Linked DNA regions of Homo sapiens: regions 2 and 3 are each linked to region 1. A link is a loop called in an ENCODE intact Hi-C map of the cell type or tissue named here. Cell type or tissue: heart left ventricle. All regions are shown on one strand.

Evidence for each region. Hi-C counts contacts between places; a loop is a spot of excess contacts. Peaks named below come from ENCODE experiments on the same cell type or tissue, not always from the same donor. Only the 100,000 strongest peaks of a DNase experiment are listed, where the experiment ranks them.
Region 2: a loop joins it to region 1, with 2.4 times the contacts of the local background. A loop is called at or near these places in 5 of 110 quality-filtered maps.
Region 3: it touches region 1 in a loop (5-fold over the local background); 81 of 110 quality-filtered maps call a loop at or near these places.

Annotation. Positions count from the first base shown.
Region 1 is chr22:26,499,099-26,507,098 of GRCh38, forward strand. It overlaps TFIP11 (tuftelin interacting protein 11), which reads right to left. Exons shown (of 15, transcript NM_012143.4): 5 at 7,677-7,830; 6 at 7,205-7,361; 7 at 4,568-4,695; 8 at 2,802-2,954; 9 at 6-533. Among named protein-coding and RNA genes, the nearest start is that of TFIP11, 9.4 kb to the right of the region's middle. RefSeq lists a silencer at 3,941-4,010 and an enhancer at 6,982-8,000. In heart left ventricle, a CTCF peak has its summit at 4,025 (motif pointing right); DNase peaks (open chromatin) are centred at 133 and 4,143; H3K27ac peaks cover 1,928 bases.
Region 2 is chr22:26,547,215-26,555,214 of GRCh38, forward strand. The region is part of intron 1 of TPST2 (tyrosylprotein sulfotransferase 2); the gene reads right to left. MIR548J (microRNA 548j) reads right to left here; the gene lies at 7,998-8,000. Among named protein-coding and RNA genes, the nearest start is that of MIR548J, 4.1 kb to the right of the region's middle. RefSeq lists a silencer at 3,089-3,383. In heart left ventricle, no CTCF peak of the experiment used is centred here; a DNase peak (open chromatin) is centred at 3,363; H3K27ac peaks cover 2,166 bases.
Region 3 is chr22:26,648,762-26,656,761 of GRCh38, forward strand. It overlaps a transcript of MIAT not described here. Among named protein-coding and RNA genes, the nearest start is that of MIAT, 4.8 kb to the right of the region's middle. RefSeq lists an enhancer at 683-1,484. In heart left ventricle, no CTCF peak of the experiment used is centred here; no DNase peak of the experiment used is centred here; H3K27me3 peaks cover 3,943 bases.

The sequences.
Region 1 (8,000 bases):
CTCACTTTGAGGGGATCCCACTCCTTGAAGTACTCCTTCATGAGTGGATAGACGATGGCCACAGCAAGGTCCACACGGTCGGACATCCTGTACTCCTCATAGTACTTGTCCTGCAGGGTTTCGAAGATGCGGGCACACTCGTCCAGGGTGAGGGGGTTGCTGCAGTCGGGCTGCATCCGCCGCTCGCACTCCTCCACCATCTCCAGGACCTTGCTGAGGTTCGAGATGACCCGCTCCTCGTGGTCCAGGACCTCGGTCATCTTCTCCAGCTCGTGGAAGAGGTTGACCACCATGTCCCGCTCATACTGTAGCTGCCGGTCATTCTGGATGATCTCCTGCTCCGTGAGGTCGATGAGCAGCTGCAGGTTGTGCTCCAGCTCGGGCAGCGCGAAGCCGGGGGCCTTGGCCTCTTTGCCAGACTGTGGCAGCTGTTGGGACTGTAGCGGCAGCCCATCATCGGGAACGTTGTGCTTGTGGCTGATCTGACTGTAGCTGTAGTAGACCTTCTGCTCCCGGCCTGTCATGTCTATGACCTTGGAAAACATAGAGGGATGAAGGTTAACACCGCTGCAGCCCTGTTAAACACACAGCTAAGCCCAGGGGAAGGCCCCATGACAGGGGAAGTGTGTAGAAACCACATTATTCAACAGAGCTGGAGAAGGGCAGTGTTGTAAAGTGGGAACCATACTGTCCTAGCCTAAAGGAGACTCCAGGGACAAAATCAGATGCAGCAAGCAGTTCTAGGTTGGATCACTGTGAACAAGCCAGATGGAGAAGACTTTTTAGGGAAACATGAAATTTAAATAGGGACTGAGTATTAGTAGATGTGAAAATTTATTTTAATGGAAAGGTAGAAGCTGTACTGATCAAAGAAGGTAACATACAATCAGAATATCACATTTTGATTTAAAAAATGCACATAAGCATAGAAAAAGATCTAGGATGTATAACAAGATGTTAACATTTGGTAATCTTGGAAGGATGGAAAATATTTTCTACATTTTTGCCTATTTCCTAATTTTCTAAAATGTACTACACACTGCTGTGTAATAACAAAGTTTTTTTAAATTTAATTTATTTATTTATTTTGAGACAGAATCTCGCTCTGTTGCCCAGGCTGGAATGCAGTGGCACGATCTCAGCTCACTGCAAGCTCCGCCTCCTGGGTTTAAGCCATTCTCCTGCCTCAGCCTCCCAAGTAGCTGGGACTACAGGCGCCCGTCACTACACTTGGCTAATTTTTTGTATTTTTAGTAGGGATGGGGTTTCACTGTGTTAGCCAGGAAGGTCTCAATCTCCTGACCTTGTGATCCGCCTGCCTCAGCCTCCCAAAATGCTGGGATTACAGGCATGAGCCACTGCGCCCAGCCTTTTAATTTTAAAACAAAATAAAATATACAAAAGGCTAACTGAACAAAGGCAACCTAGACAATGAGCTAATTCCAATATTTTAGGAAAACAGGAAATGTGAATACGGACTACACTTCTGAAACAGAATGATTCATCACCACTTTTTAAGTAAGAGTGTGATCCATGAACCACCAGCTTTAGACTCACTGGAGGAAAAAAAAAAAAAGAGTCCTGAGGTTCAGTCTAGACTCAATTCCTGGGAGGCACCTAGACACTCTTATTTCTTATCAGGTCGTCCAGATAACAGCACGTTTGAGAACCCCACTAAAGGCTTTCTTTGAGGTCTATGACACACTACATATCCTACAGCAAATGACAACAGGCAACTGTCACCACTGTTCTTTGACTACTTGGAAAAGTAACGGAAAACTTTTTTTTTTTTTTTTTTTTTTTGAGACGGAGTCTCGCTCTGTCCCCCAGGCTGGAGTGCAGTGGCACGATTTCCGCTCACTGCAAGCTCCGCCTCCTGAGTAAATGCCATTCTCCTGCCTCAGCCTCCCGAGTAGCTGGGACTACAGGCGCCCACCATCACATCCGGCTAATTTTTTGTATTTTTAGTAGAGACGGGGTTTCACCATGTTACAGGACGGTCTCGATCTCCTGACCTTGTGATCTGCCCGCCTAGGCCTCCCAAAGTGCTGGGATTACAGGCGTGAGCCACCATCCCCAGCCAAGTAATGGAAAACTTAATACACTACATGGACGTAACAGTGGCTGAAAATTTAATCTATCTTAAAAAAAGAAAATACTCAATGCTGGCTAAGGAGCCCTGGGGACTCTCTCCTGCCCTCCTGGTCAGAGAGAGTTAATACAACCTTCTGAGTATTTAAATGCCTTAAGTACTTTTGTATTCAACATGGTGATTGCACATGTACATGTCTATCCTTAAAAAATGTCTGAAACAAAGACAAAGTTTTATATACAAACTAACCAGCCAAAAACCCAAACTAAACCAGATAAAAGCTAAATGTCTAACAACGGAGGTAGGATCAAATAATACAGCACAGCCACTCTCTGGAATTACGTGCTCATTATAAACACTTTGCACTGAGTTTTTAATAACAAGAATGTTATTAAATTCACTGATGTAAGCTCCAGAAACACAGGAACATCATTTGGTTTACCAGTGTAGTGCCGTGAAGAGTGCCTAGCAGAGAAGGAACTTGGTAACTATTACTAAATATGGGAGTGTAATGAATAGGAACATGATATTAATACTATGTGAGCATGTTCCTATTCATTACACTCCTATAAATAAGTGAGAAAAGCAAGGTACCAAAAAAAAAAAAAAAAAAAAAAGCCTAGCTAAAAGATCCAAAAAACCCTCGAACATGTTCAGTGATTATTTCTGGGGTGTGGATCCTGTACCAGGTGTCCAAGGGCCCCTGTACCTTGACTTGAGAAAGTTCCTTCTGGGGAGCAGTGAGCTTCTTGCTAATCCTGCCCTTGGCCTTCAACTCTTCCACGGTCTTGTAAGAGTATTTGGGCTTCTTCTTGCTTCCACTTGGGTCTTTCCTCCACTGGCTCAGCTCCTTCTGAAACTCCTGAACCAGAAGAATACAGTCAGATGCAGCAAGGAACAACCACTTTTTACCACAGGTGAGGTAGCTGAGACCATTAGCAGATGTCACCATTCACTGTCTTAGATTTATTTACAAGCTCTATATGAAGGAAGGAAAGGATGCACCTGCAAGACACCAAAACTATCTAATGATACTCCTTGACCCCATTCGCCCTCTTACAAATAATGAGGTTCAGAAGGCAGGTACACCAGATGGGAGGGAGAAACAAAAATAAAGATAAACGAAACAACATTTATTGAGCATCTACTATGGGCAGGCACTATACTACTTTTAAATGTACCTCATGTAAAACTTAGAAATGCAATGTAAAGGATTTTTTAAGCACACAAAACCTTGTTTCTAACTTTAAAATGAAGATAAATAAGCAGGCCCTAACTCTCAAAGCAAAGGTGTCTCTTACAATCAGGGTCTGCAAAACCTTTCTAGAGGAGGAGCTAAGGCAAGCTTGTCCAACCCGCAGCCCAGGACGGCTCTGAATACGGCCTGTTTACGAACACAAATTTGTAAACTTTCTTAGTGTGACGGTAGTAAAGTCCAGCCCACAGAAGTTGGTTTTGGGGTTGTCACTATGTTTTTCTCATACTGGTTAAGACTTGTCATTTTTTCTCTAAAAGTATCTAGACATCTGGCTACTTTGGGAAAATCAGAGGATCAGGCAATACTGAGCCCACATCCTCATAAGCAACAATCACCTAGAGCTGAATAAAGATTTACCTTCTAGACAGACTACAGCCTCACCTCTGTGCCACAGTCCCCACCACTCTTTATTGTCTAGCACCTGGCTCATCTTACTTGCTTCTGTGGTGTGCCTGGCACCTGTAGGCTTCTGAGAACACCTGACTCACAGTGGTCAATCCCACATTTATCAAATAACTCTTTCATGAAAAGGTCAGTGACATGAAGAGTAACATGTCTCTTTGCAGCATCCTGCTTTCCCCCATAAATTCAAACAGGAAAAGAGTAATACTTCAATCAAGAGAGCTGGCCCTTTCTATCACTGGGGAAAAGGGACACACAGCTGCCAGCAGATGGCTCCCTGCTGCACTTGGGATGAAACCTGAGCACCTAAAAATGGCTGTCATGGCTGTCTTGTGGACCACCCACCCCTCTGAATGCACTTCCTTCCCCTCTGCTTTGTGTACCGCCCTCCCACCGCAAGGGCTTCCTTTATGGTTTCTTAACCACCAAGCTCAGAGCCTCTCAGTGTCCTCTGGCTTGTCAGCTCACCCTTCTGCCAAGTCTCAACTGAAATGTTTCCTTTCCCAAAAGGTTTCCCTGACCAGCCTATTTATAAAAGTAGGTCAACACCACCTCCCAACCCCCAGCCTTATTTTCTGTCTAGGCAGCTCCTGGCACCTTCTGCCATTTCAACTGCCACTTCCACACCACAGCTGCTTGTTTACTCTCTGTCCACCCTAGCCCTCTCATCATGGTGCACCTAGCCTTCAGCCCAGTACCTGGCATACGGTACATGTACAATAAACATCTGAGGACTAACAGAATGAAGGGATAAATGAACAGCCATTAGAAATGGACAGGACACCATCCACCCATGTCTCCTGACTTCCAGTTACCTCTTCAGCTTCTTCCTCTGAGTCAACCACAGGGAAGTCTTGCATGGACTGAGTGGTGCGCTCGGATCCATAAGCCCCCACAGCACCTTTTCCCTTTCTCTGCTTGGCTTCAATTGGGTTAATGATACCTGAGGAATTTCAGCAAAAAAAAAAGAGAGTCTTACGATCACAGCAATTCATGTATGTGAATCAGCCACTCAGTGAAATGACAGTTTCTTGCTCCTTCCACAAAATAACATGCTACTCAGGAAGGAGAGCTATTCTCTGCCCTCAGAACACTACTCTTGTCCCTTGTGATTTGAAACTTATGAGCATTTATGCTACCACAGAACAGTCTGCTGACTAGTTTATTTATATCCCAAATAGATTTCCATTTCCACTTGGATTGTTTAGTGGACAGGAAGAAAACAGAACACTACATTTATAACTGAGAACTCCAGCACACTAAATTCTATGCTTCACTTCTTTGGGAGCCTCTATTAGGGAAAATGCAATAATTCCAATACTATACTGATTCTGACTGAAGTGAAGCTGCAATTTAATATAAGACTCCTCACATATTTTACTTAGGAGTTCCTATCTCCTGTGTTTAACTTTTTTATAACAAGTTTAAGCCCTGGAAATAAACGTTGTTTTTCTCATAAAAGAGTTTACGAATAGGACCACAACATTTCAATGAAGACGTTCCCCTGACTCCAAATTTTCCATCCCTGCCCCCCTTCCATTTAGTTCCACTGAAGTCTTAAATAAGAGCTATCCCTGGGCCAGATGTGGTGGCTATGCTTGTAATCCTAGCACTTTGGGAGGCCAAGGTCTTGAACCAGCCTGGGCAACATAGTAAGACCCCATCTACAAAAAAAGAAAAAATTAGCCAGGCACAGCAGAGTGTGCCTGTGGTCCCAGCTACTTGGCAGGGTTGAGCCCAGGAGGTTGAGGCTGCAGTGAGCTATGATCATGCCATGCCATTGCACTCTACCCTAGGTAACAGAGTGAGACTTTGTATCAAAAAAAAGCAAAAAAACTGTCCCCTCATTCTCATTCAGTGTATCTTTACTCAAGTTCATGTATTTTTCATGTACCTAATGTTTTCAACACATAACCTGGATTTCACTTTAATAATTATTTAGAGGCCAGGCGCAGTGGCTCACACCTATAATCCCAGCACTTTGGGAGGCCGAGGAGGATGGATCACTTGAGGTCAGGAGTTCGAGACCAGCCTGGCCAACACAGTAAAACCCTGTCTCTACCAAAAATACAAAAATTAGCTGGGCGTGGTGGCGGGTGCCTGTAATCCCTGCTACTCGGGAGGCTGAGGCAGGAGAATCACTTGAACCCAGGAGGTGGAAGTTGCAGATGAGTTGAGATCGTGCCACTGCACTCCAGTCTGGGTGACAAGAGTGAAATTCTGTCTCAAAAAATAATAATGTTATTATTATTATTTAGAGACTGGAATTTGAATATGTAGGATACATTTGATTATATCTACTTGGCAATCATGCATAGGAAATAGCTCAAGAAGAGGGGGAAATGTTCCTGTAGGAAGAATCCAACTGTTTGGTTTGAGAGGCTTTGGTCTCAAGAAGGTAAGAGTGTGACAGGGGCTGTGTCTCAATGGGGCTGGCCATGAGAAGACAGGAGGAGACTGGGCTACTAGAGGAAGATGGAAGTAACCAATGCAGGATTTGCTCAGCCAGTTTTATAGCCATATGGCTCTAGCTATTACAAAAACTATGCACGATGTTTTACTGATATTCCTGAAGGACAAATAGGGTTATTTCCACAAAATTAAAACCCTTGTGAGTAGGGATGGCAAACTCAAATGACTCTGGGACCAAGAAAAGTTCCTGTGGGTTGGGGTGGAAGACAACAGGGGGTAATGGAGACTGCCTCCAAGAGAAGGCCATGTCCATCGTCCCAGGAGCAGTTCTCACTTGCCTCAACTAACTACTGCCAGGCAAAATCTAGAATTTTAGGTGAAATTGTCTGTTTTTTAAATATTAGCAACTAATTCATTTTTGTTTTTATTTATTCTATTTATTTATTTATTTATTTATTTATTTATTTATTTATTCAGGGATGGAGTCTCGCTCTGTTGCCCAGGCTGGAGTGATCTCGGCTCACTGCAACCCCCACTTCCTGGGTTCAAGCGATTCTCCTGCCTCAGCCTCCTGAGTAGCTGGGATTACAGGCACATGCCTCCACACCCAACTGATTTTTGTATTTTTAGTAGAGACGGGGTTTCACCATGTTCATCAGGCTGGTCTTGAACTCCTGACCTCAAGCGATCCACCACCCGCCTTGGCCTCCCAAAGTGCTGGGATTACAGGTATGAGCCACCACACCCAGCCTCATTTTTGTTTTTAGAAGCACTGGTCAGGACCAGAAAAAAAGCCTGTTTTCAACCTGTTTGCAGCCTGTTTTAGACCCTAACCCTTTCCTTGCTGTTGAAACAATTACTTATTTAACTTGAGCTTTGATAAAGCAAGGTAGCTTAGGAACGCAAATGTCTTGTGCTGGCAAACCAGGCTGGAGAGATAAAGTGCTTTTAAAAGGGAAAAGCAAACCTCCTCTCCCAACGCCCCTCTCCTTCCCTATGCCTGCCCTCCTCCATCATGCAAGACGACAAAGGTGCAATACCTTGTGCATTCTTCCCGAGGCCCCGTCCAGGGACGTAGCCCATCTTCTGAAGAAGCTTCTGTCCAATTCCTTTTGTGTGTCTTTCCCAGCTGCCGAAGTCCATGAAAGATTTGGTTCCTCCTGCAAAACCTTTCTGGCTGGGCTTAAAATTGCCACCCTGCAAAAAAGAAAAATCAAAGCTTAGTTAATGGAAAAACAAAATGAAGAAAAATCTAAGAAAGCTTGGCCAACAGGAAAATGGCCTAAGTTATACAGCACTATGAAAAGTGTCATATGAACCAAAAATGTGTGTGATAACGTGTCAGGAAGGAAGAGACTGCACTACACACTTCACAACTCACAGAAACCTGCCACCAAAAGGAGACACTCACGAAATTCATTCCAGATGAGTTTCTCCCTGGCTAGAAAATGCTTGGGCCACAATGACCTTTGAAGGATATTCCTAGGGTCACAATCCTGCAATAGAGACTACCGTTTTTAGCTTCCTTGGTCCAAAATCCTTAGGAAAGTCGTCCTGCTTAACAGGTTTCTCTTCGTCATCAGAATCTTCCAACTCTGCCTCCTCCGCTGCCCCTTTCTTGAGCCCTGCGCTGATGAAGTTGACTGGCGCAGAGTAGTCACGGGCCCTGTAGGCACAGAAACAAAGCCCCACCAGGTCGGTAAAGAACTCTTTTCTCTGCAGCGATCCTTTTGCAGAAACTACGTGCTTGAAGACTCCTTAGAGTGAATCTCATGGGAGGTTTTTTAAAAAAGTAACACATTTTTTAATGTGTCAAAAAATCCAAAGGACCCCAGA
Region 2 (8,000 bases), 48 kb after region 1:
CAGCCTCCCAGGTATCCAGGACTACAGGTGCATGCCACCATGCCTGGCTAATATTTGTATTTTTGTGTAGAGATGGAGTCCCGCTATGTTGCCCAGGCTGGTCTCAAACTCCTGGACTCAAGCAATACTCTTGCCTGTGCCTCCCAAAGTGCTGGGATTTCAGGTGTGGGCCACTTCACCCAGCCCCTCCTTTTCTTGTAGGAGGAATATATTAAATACACAGCACCCCTGTGTATTTAACACCAAAGCAAGGGCTTTCCATGCCCTACCTGGTTTCATACTCACATCAGCCCAGTCAGGCAGGTGGTGGCATGTTCTCCATTTTAAGCTAAGAAAGGCCCACGTGGGTGCAGGGTGAGCACGACTCTACCACACAGCAAAATCGCCAACAAATAGAAACCACACTTAAGAAAAAAGACAAGAAGGAAATATGACTCAACTGCTACCAGTTAACCAAGCAGGGGGTGGTGCACGCCTGTAGTCCCAGCTACTCGGGAGGCCGAGGTTGGGGGATTGCTTGAGCCCAGGAGATCAAGGCTGCAGTGAACTATGATCGAGCCACTGTACTCCAGCTTGGATGACAGAATGAGACTGCCTCAAAACAAAGAAACAAAAAACATTGCTACCAGGGGTGGTACTCGGGTGGTAGGTGATATTTTTCTCCTAAAAACATAACTTGATGGTGTCATCTTATTGTCTTTCCATATGATAAAATAATAAAGTGACTAGTAATTTTTGAATTGTATGCCATACATGTTATGGGCCCAGACTGCTTGGGTTCAACATTCTGCTGCACCAGCTACTGGCTGAAGGACCTTGGCAAGTCACTTAGCCTCTCTGAGACTTGGTTTTCTCGTCTGTAAAATGGGGATGATAATACAGGTCAAGTAGCCCTAATCCAAAATTTCAAAATCTGAAATGCTCCAAAATCCAAAACTTGTTGAGTGCCAACATGATGCTCACAGAAAACGCTCATCGGATGTGGGGCATGGTGGTTTACACCTGTAATCCCAGCACTTTGGGAAGCCGAGGTGGGAGAATCACTTAAGCTTGGGAGTTCAAGACCAGCCTGGGCTGTTAATACAGCGAGACCCCATCTTGAAAGGAAAGGGAAGGGGAGGGGAGAGGGAGGGGGAAAGGAGGCGGGGGAGGGGAAGGGGGAGGACATGGCACCACCCGCCTGATTGGGCTGATGTGAGTATGAAACCAGGTAGGGCATGGGAAAGGAAAGGGGAAAGGTAAGGAAAGGAGAAAGAAAAGGAAAAAGAAAGAAAGAAGAAAGGAAGGAAGGAAAAAAGGAAGAAAAAGAAGAAAAGCAAGGAAGGAGAAAGAAAAAAGAGAAAGAGAGAAGAAAGAGAAAGAAAAAGGAAGGAAGGAAGCAAGCAAGCAAGCTCATCAGACATTTTGGAGTATGGATGCTGAACTGATTAGTATGATGCAAATATTCCAAACTCGGAAAAAATTCAAGCTAGGTGTGGTAGCTCATGCCTGTAATCCCAGCACTTTGAGGGCTGAGGCAGGAGGCTCGCTTGAGCCCAGGAGTTTGAGACCAGCCTGGGCAACAAAGTGAGACCCCATCACTACAAAAAAAAATTTTTTTTTAATTAGCCAGGTGTGGTGGTGCTTGCCTGTAGTCCCAGCTAATTGGGATGCTGAGGCAGGAGGATCACTTGAACCCCAGAGGTCAAGGCTAAAGTGAGCCATGATCATGCCACTGCACTCCAGCCTCGGTGTCAGAGGGAGCCCCTGCCTCAAAAGAAAAAAAAATCTGAAATCCAAAACCTTTCTAGTCCCAAGAATTTCAGATAAAGGGATACGCAGCCTGTAACACCTCCTAGAAGGGCACTTTGAAATGTGCCTAGCGCAAATGAGAAACTAGTCTTGCAGGAGTGCTGGGAGGTATAAATAAATTAGGGCATGTCGGAACAGCACCTGGCCCAGAGCAAGTGCTACCTGCCTGCTGGCTCTTGTTTTCAGCAAATCCTTGTATGGTGGAGATTTTTATCCCCATCTGAGAAGTGAAGAAATTGAAGCTCCAAGAGATGGAGTGATTAGCAGAAGCCAAACAACAAGTAAGAGGAAAGGCCAGTTTCCAAATGCGGTTCTGCCTCCAAGGTGCCAACCCTAGCGTGGTGTCATGCGGCTCATAAAACAGGGGCAGCAGCCAGGCACAGGGGCTCACGCCTGTAATCCCGGCACTTTGTGAGGCCAAGGTGGACAGATCACGAGGTTAGGAGATCGAGACCATCCTGGCCAACACAGTGAAATCTCCTCCGTACTAAAATACAAAAAATTAGCCAGGCATGGTGGCGCGTGGCTGTAATCCCAGCTACTCAGGAGGCTGAGGCAGAGGAATCGCTTGAACCTGGGAGGCAGAGGTTGCAGTGAGCCGAGATCATGCCACTGCACTCCAGCCTGGGCGACAGAGCAAGACTCCGTCTCAAAAAAAAAAAAAAAAAAAGAAAAAGAAAAAAGAAAAAAAAAATAATCAGATTAAGCCAGAATCGGTTGTTGGAAACAGCGGGGTTTCATTTCAGCAGGTGTGGTGACTCACACCTATAATCCCAGCACTTTGGGAGGCCGAGGCAGGTGGATCACGAAGTCAGGAGATCGAGACCATCCTGGCTAACACGGTGAAACCCCCCTCTCTACTAAAAAAAAAAAAAAAAAAAAATTAGCCGGGTGTGGGGGATCGCGCTTGGGAGCTCCCAGCTACTCAGGAGGCTAAGGCAGGAGAATTGCTTGAACCTGAGAGGCAGAGGTTGCAGTGAGCCGAGATCATGCCACTGCACTTCAGCCTGGGTGATGGAGCAAGACTCCATCTCAAAAAAAAAAACAAAAAAAACAAATGGGCAGCAGGAGACCATGGGAGGAAACTTTGCTCCCTCTTTCCATTGACCCTGAAATGTCCCTGGAAGGGAGGGGCTAATCAATCTAAGAGATCCCCTTAGACTCAGATTCATTCATTCCACCAATGTTTACTGAGCAAGTACCATGTGCGGGGCCCTGCTCAAGATACTGGGATACATCAAGGGCAACAGACAAAGGTTCCTGCCTTCATAGAGCTGACATTCCAGTGGGGAGCCAAGAAACCAGTATGTGAGACAATGACACCAGTGATAAAGGCTCAGAAGCAAATGCCCATGATGAGAGGTGGAGGCATTCCCCAGGGGTTAAAGAAGGAAAGAAGGGAGTGACATTTGCATTGAGACCACACTGAATTTTGGCTCAAATCTATAGGAACTTTCTAAATCATCATTTCTCCAAGCTCAGCAGATCAGGAGGTTCCCAAGAGAAAAGCGGCAGGGGGGCAGGGAGGGGACAACAGCGGGGAGCTGGCAGTGCACAAAGCCAGCTCAGGAGGTCACTGCACTTACAGAGTGGCCCTGGAGCAGGGCCCAGTGCCCACGTGCTCAGGCTCAGCCATCAGCCCTGCAATTCCTCCCCATGGGAACCAGCTCCCAACATTCCATTGCCATGGCTATTCCCAACCCTACCAGACCACGCTGACCACACCAACTCCCACCCACCACGCCTCAACCTTCTGCAGAGCTGGGGAGACGCAGGTCTCTTGGGCAGGGTCCCTGGGAATCAGGGACCTCTGACCTATTGCGGGGGGAAGCCAGCCAAGAAAGCCCTCCAGATTCCAATGGGGTGTGAGTAAGGGAAAAATAATTCTGAAGCTCTGGACACTGCTTGAGCATAAAAAGCATGAAGAGTGGTTCAAGAGGGAAAAAGGGCAGGGAGGCTGGCATGCAGCCTTAAAAATATTAGCTCAGGCCAGGCACAGTGGCTCACGCCAGGCATGGTGGCTCATGCCTATAATCCCGGCACTTTGGGAGGCTGAGGGGGATGGATTGCTACAGCAAAGGAGTTTGCGACCAGCCTGGAAAATAAGACAAAACCCTCTCTTTACAAAAATTAGCTGGGCTTGATGATAATACACCCATAGTCCCAGCTACTTGGGAGGCTGAAGTGGGAGGATGGCTTGAGCCTGGGAGGCAGAGGTTGCAGTGAGCCAAGATCACACCACTGCACTCCAATCTGGGTGACAGGGAGAGATTCTGCCTAAAAAACAAACAAACAAACAAACAAAAAAACATTAGTTCAGACTTAGAGCCCTTATTATATACCAGGCACTGAACTAAGGGTTTTACATATATCATTGCATTTTGTCTTAACCATTGACCCTATTTGACCCTCCCTTATTAACCATCCATTTCCTGGGGCTCAGAGACGTAAAGGAACCTGCCGAAGGCCATGCAGCTGGGAGGCAGGGGAGCTAGAAGGAAAACTCAAGTCTCTCTCTTTCCAGAGCCTGTGTTCTCCTCCCTGTCTTGCTTTGCATTTTTTTTTACCTAAAACCATCAAAGCAGGGTCCCACACACTGTCCCAGTCTCCCGTTCAGAGGCCCAGTTCAGCACTCTGTTAGGGACTAGCCAGGGGTGGGGACTGATGAGGCTGGGGGTCACATCCTGGCTCCCCCACTCAAAGGCTGGGTGTCCTGGGTCAATCTTGGGCAGCTCTCTGAGCCTCAGTGTTCTCATCTGAGAAATGGGAATAACACCTGGAAGAGTGTCATGGGAACTATGTAACTTCCATCAAGCCAGGCAGAGCCAGCATAAGAAAACTATTACCATTTAATTCTTTTCCTTTTCTTTTCTTTTTCTTTTTTTTTTTTTTTTTTTTTTTGAGACAGTTTCTTGCTCTGTTGCTCAGGCTAGAATACAGCGGTGCAATCATGGCTCACTGCAGCCTCAAACACCTGGGCTCAAGCACATTCTCCCATCTCAGCCTCCCAAGTAGCTAGTGCACCACCATGCCCGGCTAATATTTTATTTTTTGTAGAAATGGGGTCTTAATACATTGTCCAGGCTGGTCTCAAACTCCTGGGCTCAAGTAATCCTCCTGCCTAGGCCTCTCAAAGTGCTGGGATTGCAGGCATGGGCCACTACGCCTGGCCGCCTTTTGATGTTAGGATCAGTCATTACAGCACATGGATAAAGACTGGCAGGGACATACACACAAACTAAGGAACGCGTGGTCCGGTCAGGTGGGATCAGGGGTGACTTCTTCTCCCTGTTCGTTGTCATTTAGAGTCAAAATGTACAGGGCCAACTGTGCATTTTTACTCTAATGACAACCCTGGAGGGTGGGCGCTATTATTAGCCACGTTTTACCGAAGGGGAAACTGAGGCTTAGAGCGGTGAAATGCTTTGTTGGAGGTCACACAGATGGTAATTGGTTGAGCCTGAACTGAAACTCAGGCTATCTGATGCCAGAACCCAAACTGTTTCCCCAACTTTCGACGACCCTGCTTTATCATCTCTCTTGGGGGTAGGCAAGCTTCTGTGAAGTCATAAAACCCATGTTTTTGGCTCTGTGGGCCACAAGAGCTCCACTGCGAGTTTGCAACTGTAATGCAAACAACCAAGATGACACATACATGAAGGCAAGTGGCTGCGTTTCCATAAGACTAGTTACGAAAACAGGCGGTCAGCTAGATTTGTCCCGTGGGCATAGTTTGCCAACCCCCTGGTCTATATCACGAAAAGACACTATCAGCCAGGAGCAGTGGTTCACGCCTATAATCCCAGCACTTTGGGAGGCCAAGGCAGGAGGATCACCTGAGGTCAGGAGTTCGAGACCAGCCTGGCCAACATGGTGATACCCCATCTCTACTAAAAATACAAAAATTAGCCGCGCATGGTGGCGGGCGCCTGTAGTCCCAGCTACTCGAGAGCCTGAGGCAGGAGAACTGCTTGAACCCGGGAGGCGGAGGTTGCAGTGAGCTGAGATTGTGCCATTGTACTCCAGCCTGGGTGACAACAGCGAAACTCCATCTCAAAAAAAAAAAAAAAAAAAAAAAAAAGACACTATCAGCAGCACCTGCCCTCAGTGCAACCTGGGCAAACTCACAAAGCACAAATACAGTGAGCCGAGGTGGAAGCCAGTTTTGGTTCTGGGACTTTTCTCAGTAGGGACTGTGGGAGGACCCAGGTGGCCAGCCTTTGGTAAGAGAAAAATGTACAATTCGGGAAAACAAATAGTTGATTGAAAAGAAAAAGAAGTGCACACTCATGCATAGGGAATCATCCAGCATCCTGTCTGTTGCCACGTAAGGACTAGCAGAGAGGCTTGTGCATGCCTGGCAGTTTTTTTTTTTTTTTTTAAAGAGACAGGGTCTCCTTCTGTCTCAAAGGCTGGAGTGCAGTGGAGTGATCACTGTTCACTGCAGCCTTGAAACTCCTGGTCTCAAATGATCTGTCTGCCCCAGCCTGCCAAGTAGCTGGGACTACAGGCAAGTGCCACCATGCCCAGTTAATTTTTTATTTTTGTGGAGACGGGGTCTCACTATGTTGCCCAGGCCAGTCTGAGTTTAATCCTCCCACCTCAGCCTCCCAAAGTGCTAGGATTATAGGCATGAGCTACTGCACCTGGCTGGCAGTTTTATATACAGTCGCCCCTCGGTATCATAAGGGACTGATTACAGAATATCCCTCGAATACCAGTATACATCAAGTCCCTTATATAAAATGATGTAATATTTGCATAAAACCTACACGTATCCTCCCATATACTTTAAATCAGTGCTAGATCAATTATACTACCTAATACAATCTAAATGCTATGTAGGTAGTTGTTACACTGTATTGTTTAGAGAACAATCACAGGACAAAAAAGCTCTGTTCATGTTCAGTACAGATGCAACCACCCATTTTTTCCCGAATATTTTTGATCCACTGTCGGCTGAATCCCCGCATGCAGAACCCAAGAAGACGGACAGCCAACAATATATTTTGACCCTCATGACAGGCTTGGAGGGTAGGCACTATTATTATTAGCCACGTTTTACAGAAGGGGAAACTGAGGCTTAGAGAGGTGAAGTGCTTTGTTGGAGATCACACAGATGATAAGTGGCTGAGTTTGATCTGGAACTCAGGTCTATCTGATGCCGGAACCCAAGCTCTTAACTACCTCTTCCAAATCTCGACCCCACCCCATACACAGATGGGGAAGCTATGTGCCCCAGGTCAGACAGCTGCTCAGAGTAGTGCCCGGCTCAGACTCCTGGACCATCTCCCAGTCTTGCCCCTGACACCTGGCACAGCCCCTGCTCAGGACTTCCTGCCCAGAAACACAGAGGGCCCCTGCCTGGTAAACAAGGCAAACAGGAAAGGGCCAGCGTGATCTTGTAGGGACCAGTGCTTCCTGAGCCCTCACCCCCACCCACCATGGGATCCCGTCTCTACTCCTCTGTCCAGAAGCTGTCAGAGGTAGGGGACTGAGCATAGGGGCAGGAATCCTCCACACCTGGCTGATTCCTAGCAATGCAGCCCTGGGTTGGGGGTCAGTGGGGAGGTGTTATCTAACTACTTTGTGCCTCACTTTCCTCATCTGTGAAATGGGGAGGCCATTAACACTTGTGAAGACTAAATAAATAAACTTGCAGTGGCTCATGCCTGTAATCCCAGCACTTTGGGAGGCCAAGGTGGGCGGATCACCTGGGGTCAGGAGTTCAAGACCAGCATGGCCAACATGGTGAAACCCCGTCTCTGCCAAAAATACAGAAATTAGCCAGGCGTGGTGGTGAATGCCTGTAATCCCAGCTACTTGGGAGGCTGAAGCACAAGAATTGCTTGAACCCAGGAGGAGGAGGTTGCAGTGAGCCAAGATGGCGCCACTGCACTCCAGCCTGGGTGACACAGCAAGACTCTGTCTCACAATAAATAAACTCACATAAAGCACTCAGAACAGAGCTTTGTTACTACCTGACTGTTATTCCTTCCCTTTAGGGTAGTGGTTAAACTTTGGTGTGCTTCTGAATAGCCCAAAACTTTAAAAGGCAGATTTCCTGGGGCCTGCCCTCAAATATTCTGATTTGGAAGAGGCAAGGTGGAGCTGAGGGAATTTGCATTTTAACGTGGAGCTGAGGGAATTTGCATTTTAACAAGCGCTGCCCCTTGCTCCCTCTCTGTGAAACACCGCTTAAGGCACTG
Region 3 (8,000 bases), 150 kb after region 1:
GGACTTGATATGTGTGTGCACTGCAGACAGTGTTGGTGTCTGTTTAGCTTCTAAGATCCTTTATAATAACTAACCAGGTATAAGAACTCTAGGTCTTGTGGGGAGTCTCTAATGGCCTTGAGAGAGAAAGAGAGAGAGAGAGTGAGAGGGAGAGAGCGAGAGAGCGAGACAGAGAGAGAGAGAGAGAGAGAGACTACCAGGCTGAAGTCAAATCACTTGCATGAGGCCCAAAAACTGGGAGCAGGAACCACAGAATATTCACAGGAAGGAGGAAAAAATTCAGAAAAATAATAGTTCAAAGTCATATTTCATACTAATGTGAGAGAGAGAGAGAGCATTTACTGAGCAATGTGACAGGGCCATGTGTTTTCTGCACTCAGACCACTTAGTTCTTTCAAAAGCCCTGCAAGTGAGGTTATGTAATCTCCGTTTTACAGAAGAGGAAACTGAAGCCCAGAGGGTTGAAGTTCCCTACCCAAAGTCACATGGTGGGTAAGGGGCAAGGGTGGGATTCAAATTTAGTTCTGTCTGACTCCTGAGTCCATGTATTCACTGCCCGCCCTGGCTGGGAGGAAGGCAGAGAAAGGAAACAAGACAGAGTGTCAGGTGGCAAAGAGCCTGGCAGTCCCTGGTGGATTCCTCCCCACTATTCCTGCAGACTGAAGGAGACCAGGCCCCGGGTGCTGCCCATCACTTCTCAAACCCTGTTTCCTTGTGTGCCCAAGGCAGACAACAGTGCCCAGCTCATGGGAGCTGTTGTGTCAATTGGATGAGGGCACATGCTTGGTCTGTGCAAGGGGCAGCCTGGAGGTGGCAAGAAGTTGATGTCCAGGGATCATCCTTCAACCATAAGAGATAAAAGCAGGTGGAGGGCAGGGCACAGTGGCTCACGCCTGTAATCCCAGCACTTTGGGACACTGAGGCGGGTGGATCACGAGGTCAAGAGATTGAGACTATCCTGGCCAACATGGTGAAACCCCGTCTCTACTAAAAATACAAAAATTAGCTGGGTGTGGTGGCATGCGCCTGTAGTCCCAGCTACTCGGGAGGCTGAGGCAGCAGAATTGCTTGAACCTGGGAGGCAGAGCTTGTAGTGAGCCGAGATCATGCCACTGCATTCCAGCCTGGCAACAGAGCGAGACTCCGTCTCAAAAAAAAAAGTGAGTGGAGGAGTTCCACGACATCCTCGACCTGGGGTAGGACATGTCGGGTGTGTCCGACAGTCTCCCAGAAGACCTCAGCAGGACTGAGTTCTAGTCGCTAACAACTTGCTCATAGTTATGGAGTAAATTGTGCTCTCTCCACTCAAATTCTTATGTTGAATTCTTAACCCCCAATGTGACTACATTGGAAGATAGGGCCTCTAAAGAAGTAATTAAGGTAGAATGAGGTAGAAAGGGTGAGACCCTAATCTGACAGGACCAATGTCCTTATGAGAAGAGGGAGAGACACCCGGGTTGTGTGTGCACAGAGAAAAGACCACATGAGGACACAGTGAGAAGCTGCCATCTGTGAATCGAGGAGAGAGGCCTCAGGAGAAGTTGACCCTGCTTCTACCTTGGTCTTGGACTTCCAGCCTCCTTAAGTTGTTTGTTAAGACACCCCAGTCTATGGTATTTTGTTATGACTGTCCTTGCTGACAAGTATCCTCTTTAATGTACCTATTCCAGATTTCTCCTCTTCCCTGTCTCCCTAACCTGCTCCCTTACCAAGGCTTCCTGGTACCAATACCTCCTAAATAAACAACTTGCATTTGAATCCGTGTCTCAGGATCTGTATCTGGGGTGATCCAGGCTTATAATCCCCATTTATCCTTTATCTAGAGAGACTGCTGACTTTCACACATTTAGGCGCCACTGGGGGCAGGACAGAGATAAGATTTTGGAGACCACTGAGCTCTAGTTGACCATGGCATTGATCCTGAGCCCATGCCCAGATGAACAGACCCTGGAGTGACCCAAGCATGGCAGTGGGGTCATTGTTCAGCTGGCTGAGGGGTGGTACATCCCTTCCTAGGGGAAAAAAGGATTCAGGATGATGCAGATGGGTTTTCAGAGAGTCTGAGGGCAGCTTCTGGAATCAGACAGCACTGGGTTTCAATCTCAGGTTTACTACACACATTCTAGCTGGCTGACCTCGGATAAGTCACTTTCCCTCTCTAAGCCTCGCTTTCCTTACCAGTTGGAGATGACACCGATACTTCCTTAGAGGGTGCTAAGACAGAGTGTGGGTAAAGCACTTGGAAAGTCTTCTGGCAAGTAAGTGGGCAAGGGGTCAAGTTCATTGCATCTGATGGTGATTACAGGGCCGGGGAGGGGGTGGCAGGGAAATAATTTTGTAGTTTCAGGGAATTGTTGAAAGGCACATTCTTTCTGGGCCATACCAAATGCAGCTCTCCTCTCCTCTGCTCTACAATCACTCACTGCTGAACTCAGGGAGCCCCATGCTCACCACAGGTAAAGATGGCCGCTTTGATGACTCAAATGAGATTTTCTATCTGGGTAAAACCAGGAGCTGTTTGCTCAGGGGACAGCTGTCAGAAAAGAGATCCCCTGATCCCCTGATGGACCAGTCTCCATCAGTAACATGGCTGGAGGGAAGACAAAATTTGGCCTTGCCCAGAGCCCTTCCTCCAAGGGCTACAGGTGTGGCCCGGCAGAGAAGTGGAGCTGGGAACATGGGAGGGTGTATGTGAGGAAGCCCACCTTGCTACTGACTCCATAATCCCTCTGACTAAGGCAAGGTGGGGGAATAGAAAAGGAAACGTGGAACAGAGAGGTACGTACCCAAAAGAACGGAAAAGAAGGATTCAAACAAATACTTGCACATGCCTGTTCATAGCAGCGCTATTCAGATTAGCCAAAGGGTGGAAACAACCCATATGTCCATCAGTGGATGAATGGATGAATAAATTGTGTTCTGTTCATACAATGGAATATTATTCAGTCATAAAAGGAATAAAGTGCTGAGCCATGCTACAATGTGGATGAACCTCAAAAACATTATGCCGAGTGAAAGAAGCCAGCACAAAAGGTCACATATGACAATGGGCTGGAGGGGAAACTGGGAAGTAACCGCTTAAGGGTGTGGGGTGTTATTTTGGGGGTGATGAAAATGTCTTGGAACTAGCTAGACCTGGTGGCAGCATTACATCGTGAATGTACTCAGGGCCACTGAATCATACGCTTTAAATGGTTAGTTTTAGAGGATGCGACTTCCCTTTCTTTTCTGTTTGTTTCTTTCTCTTTTTGAGACAGAGTTTTGCTCTGTTGCCCATGCTGGAGTGCAGTGGTGCAATCAGAGCTCACTGCAGCCTCTAACGCCTAGGCTCAAGTGATCCTCTTTGCTCAGCCGTCCACGTAGCTGGGACCACAGGCACACACTACCATGCCTGGCTAATATTTAAAAGGTCTCTGTAGAGATGCGGTGGAGCCGGGGGTCGATCTCATTATGTTGCCCAGGCTGGTCTTGAGTTCCTGGACTCAAGCGATCTTCCCACCTCAACCTGACAAAGCGTTGGAATTACAGGTGTGAGGCATTGTGCCCGACCTTAGATTATGTGAATTTCCTATCTCTCTCTCTCTTTATTTATTCATTCATTTATTTTTTTTTTGAGACGGAGTCTCACTCTGTCACCCAGGCTGGAGTGCAGTGGGCATGATCTCACCTCACTGCAACCTCCAACTCCCGGGTTCAAGCAATTCTCCTGCCTCAGCCTCCTGAGTAGCTGGGATTACAGGCGCCGCCACCATGACCGGCTAATTTTTGTATTTTTAGTAGAGACGGGGATTTCACCATGCTGGTCAGGCTGGTCTCAAACTCCTGATCTTGTGATCTGCCCCCCTCGGCCTCCCAAAGTGCTAGGATTACAGGCATGAGCCACTGCGCCTGGCCCTCTCTCTCTTTTTTTAAAGAGGCACCCAGTGGGCTGATAACAGAATTGCAATGGGAACCCTGGCCTCCAGAGCCACTCTTGTTTCTCCAAGGGCTGTTCTAGGACTAAAGAGAAGAGAGACTCAGGCTCCCCTTTCCTTGATATGTTGTCAGTGTCAGAATTCTCCTGGAAATCTGGGGTTTCAGAGTGGTATCATGCAGAGCAGGAATACTGACGTGTCTCTTTGGGGTACTCTTATCTTATGGGCTCCTGGGGTCCAAGTTAGCCCTACACATGTTTCCTGGAAGGTGTTTACCATCTCGGGGCTTGCTCTTCCTAGCATATGTCCTAAGTCTACCCACAGGATAAGGTGAGGGTCACAGTTACATTGATGGGGAGGAGAGAAGGATGCCAGCTCTACTTCTCAAACCAAGCATGAACTGCAAAGGATGTCCAACCCTCCGTAGGGAAATGGAAGATGCTAGGGAAGACTTTGCTCACCACAAAGGCACTCAACAGATGGGCAAAATGAGGGCAAAGGACCAGCTGAATCCCCCAGAAGGGCTAGTCTGGTCTACCCCATGATGCAGAAATGTACCATGTTAGAGAACTGGGAGCAGAGGAGGCCACACAGGTATTGGCATCTGCTGAACATGAGGGTCCACTCCTTCCTTGCGTTACTCAGTTCACGGCTTGTCCCGAGTCCATCTGAGTTACAGTCTATTTGCAGTGAGCCACGGTATCCTCTAATGGTCACCCCTTTTGCTCCCCTCCGCCACCTCCCCACTGCTTGCCTTGAAAAGATTTTGTAACAGCGAAACAGCAAAAGAACTAACATAACTAACTCAATTTTTGTTTAAGGGGCCTTTTCCCATTCCTGTACGTAGGCTAGGATAATTTTAGAGCACTGAGATAATATGCAGAAAAAAGCAATCACGTAGTTTTTAAAAACTAACTCTGGGATTAAAGGAGAAGTATGTAAATCATCTATGTTTTGTGAAAGATTTATAAAAGCATTGTGACCTGACCAAGGACAAAGAAGTTCACAACCTTCTTGGACCCTCACTGGTGCCCAGGTGTCAGTGGTAATTGGTCATCTGTTGATCCCAATTCAACCTCCCTTCTCTTCCCCTTTGCTCTGTTGCCCAGGTTGGAGTGTAGTGGTGCGATCTCAGGTCACTGCAACTTCCGCCTCCCAGGTTCAAGTGATTCTCCTGCCTCAGCCTCCTGAGTAGCTGGGATTACAGGTGCACGCTACCATGCCTGGCTAATCTTTGTATTTTTAGTAGAGACAGAGTTTCACCATGCTTGGCCAGACTGGTCTCAAACTCTTGACCTCAGGTGATCCGCCCACCTCGCCTCCCAAAGTGCTGGGATTACAGGCGTGAGCCACCACGGTGAGCCTCTTCCACTTGACTTTAGCATAAAAACAGCATAAAATTTGTACTGACTTAATATGACTTAATATGGTACTTTAGAACAATAAATAGTCCATTAACTTCTTGGTTTTGCTAGCTCTTTAAGTAAACCTGATTTTCCTCCCATCAGCCCTTATCTCTGGTGTCTGGCTTTCAAGCAGTGAGCAGCCAAACCTAAGTTTGATTATAATATCTCTAGAACCAAAGATACTTGGAGATAGGATCATAGATTCACTATTGCTCATCCTTAAGAAGCCCCAGGGTATAGGATGAAGTGTGAAAGTTTGGGGTGAACAGGTGGCTTCATTTTTTTCCAAGTAGATATTGGAAATGATAGACTGACAGTCAGGAGAATTTGGGAATGGATTATAAAACAGGTGGCTTGGGAATACTTAAGAAAGGAAGTGGTGACCTCTATGGATCCCCTGTATTCAGTTAGAATGTGTCATGCCAAATTATATTTCCCTTTTTGTTTGTGTCTAGGGAGACTAGACTGGTGAATTAGGGGGAAGTCGTAGACCTGTGTGATGACAAAAGCTCAGGCAGGAGGATCCCTTGAACCTAAGAGTTCAAGGCTGCAGTGAGCTATGATCCTTGTCACTGCACTCCAGCCTGGGCAACAGGGCAAGACCTTGTCTCAAAACATTTATTTATTTATTTATTTTTAAATTTTTTTTGAGACAGAGTCTCACTTTGTTGCCCAGGCTGGAGTGAGTGGCGTGATCTTGGCTCACTGCAAGCTCCGCCTCCTGGGTTCACGCCATTCTCCTGCCTCAGCCTCCCGAGTAGCTGGGACTACAGGTGCCTACCACCATGCCCGGCTAATTTTTTGTATTTTTTAGTAGAGATGGGGTTTCACCGTATTAGCCAGGATGGTCTCGATCTCCTGACCTCATGATCCGCCCGCCTCGGCCTCCCAAAGTGCTGGGATTACAGGCGTGAGCTGCTGCGCCCGGCCAAAACATTTTTAAAAAAGGACTTTTGTGATTACATTGGTCCCACCCTGATAGTGGGCTGCATACTCTGGGCAATGCTGTGACCACACACTGCCTTGCCTTTTCTCTAACTCTTTCACATGGGTCTTACCACCCTGGCAGGACTGTTAACTCTGTCAGGGTAGGAGGCTGTGTCTAAAGCCTCCTTGGGACTCTCAAGCTTCCTGCAATGGTCTTGGGCTGGGCACATTGGAAATGTTTTATAGGTTTGTTGAATTGGGTTTGTATTTTCTGAAGACCAGGGCTGGTCCCAGCAACAGATGTGTAGTCCAGAGAAAGCTGGGGAAGTTGGAATCTAAAAGGACAGGCTTAAATCTACCTGAGTGCCTTACGGTGTCTGTGGGCAGCTCTCATTGCCTCTCTGAGCCTCTTTATGTGAGCGATGAAGATGATAAACAATATTCACAGAAATGTGACAAAAGAGATGTTGTAGTTTAATAATATAAATATGTCGTGAGCCCTTACTAGGTGCCAGCAACTGTGCTAATCACACTTCCTTCATTTAGCCTGATGATGTGGATTCCATTATTATCTCTACTTTATGGACAAGTAACTGAGGAAGGGTGTGGAGCTTGCCTAAGGTCACATTTGGTCAGAGGCATGGGCAGAACTGAAATGTAAACCCGGAATAGTCTGGTTCTGAAGGTCGCTGGAATGTTCTAGCACAGTGGTTCTCCAGCTTGAGTGTGCATCAGAATTCCTTGGTGGGCTTACTGAAACATAGATGTCTGGGCCTTCCTTTCTTTCCCCAGGGCTCACTGCAGCTGGGACTACAGGCACACACCGCCAGGCCTGGCTAATTTTTTTGTATTTTTTGTGGAAATAAGGTTTCGCTTTGTTGCCCAGGCTGGTCTGGAACTCCTGGGCTCAAGCAAGCTTGTCCCCCAGGCTTCCCAAAGTTCTGGGGTTACAGGCAGGCGTGAGCCACCACACCCAGCCTGAATTGTATTTTTCTTTTCTTTTCTTTTCTTTTTTTTTTTCAGATGGAGTTTCGCTCTTGTTGCCCAGGCTGGAGTGCAATGGTATGATCTCGACTCACCGCAACCTCTGCCTACCCGGTTCAAGCGATTCTCCTGCATCACCCTCCAGAGTAGCTGGTATTACAGGCATGTGCCACCACGCTTGGCTAATTTTGTAGTTTTAGTAGAGACGGGGTTTCTCCATGTTGGTCAGGCTGGTCTCGAACTCCTGACTTCAGGTGATCTGTCTGCCTCGGCCTCCCAAAGTGCTGGGATTACAGGTGTGAGCCAGCCACCGTGCCCGGCCTCTTTTCTTTTTCTTTTTTTTTTTTTTGAGATGGGGTCTGGCTCTTGTCACCCGGGCTAGAGTACAGTGGCGCGACCTCGGCTCACTGCAACCTCCGCCTCCCGGGTTCGAGTGATTCTAGTGCCTCAGCCTCACGAGTAGCTGGGATTACAGGCACCCGCCACCACACCCGGCTAATTTTTTAGTAGAGATGGGGTTTCACCATGTTGGCCAGGCTGGTCTTGAACTCTTGACCTCAGGTGATCCACCCGCCTTGGCCTCCCAAAGTGCTGGGATTACAGGGGTGAGCCGCCGCGCCTGGCCTCGAATTGGATTTCTAACACGTTCTCAAGCAATGTGGATGCTGCAACTCTAGAACCACTACTTCAGGACCACTTCCTAGCATCCCTACTCTAGAAAATAGTAGGTACTAAGAAGAGGGCAGTTAAATAAAAGACTAATCCGGGC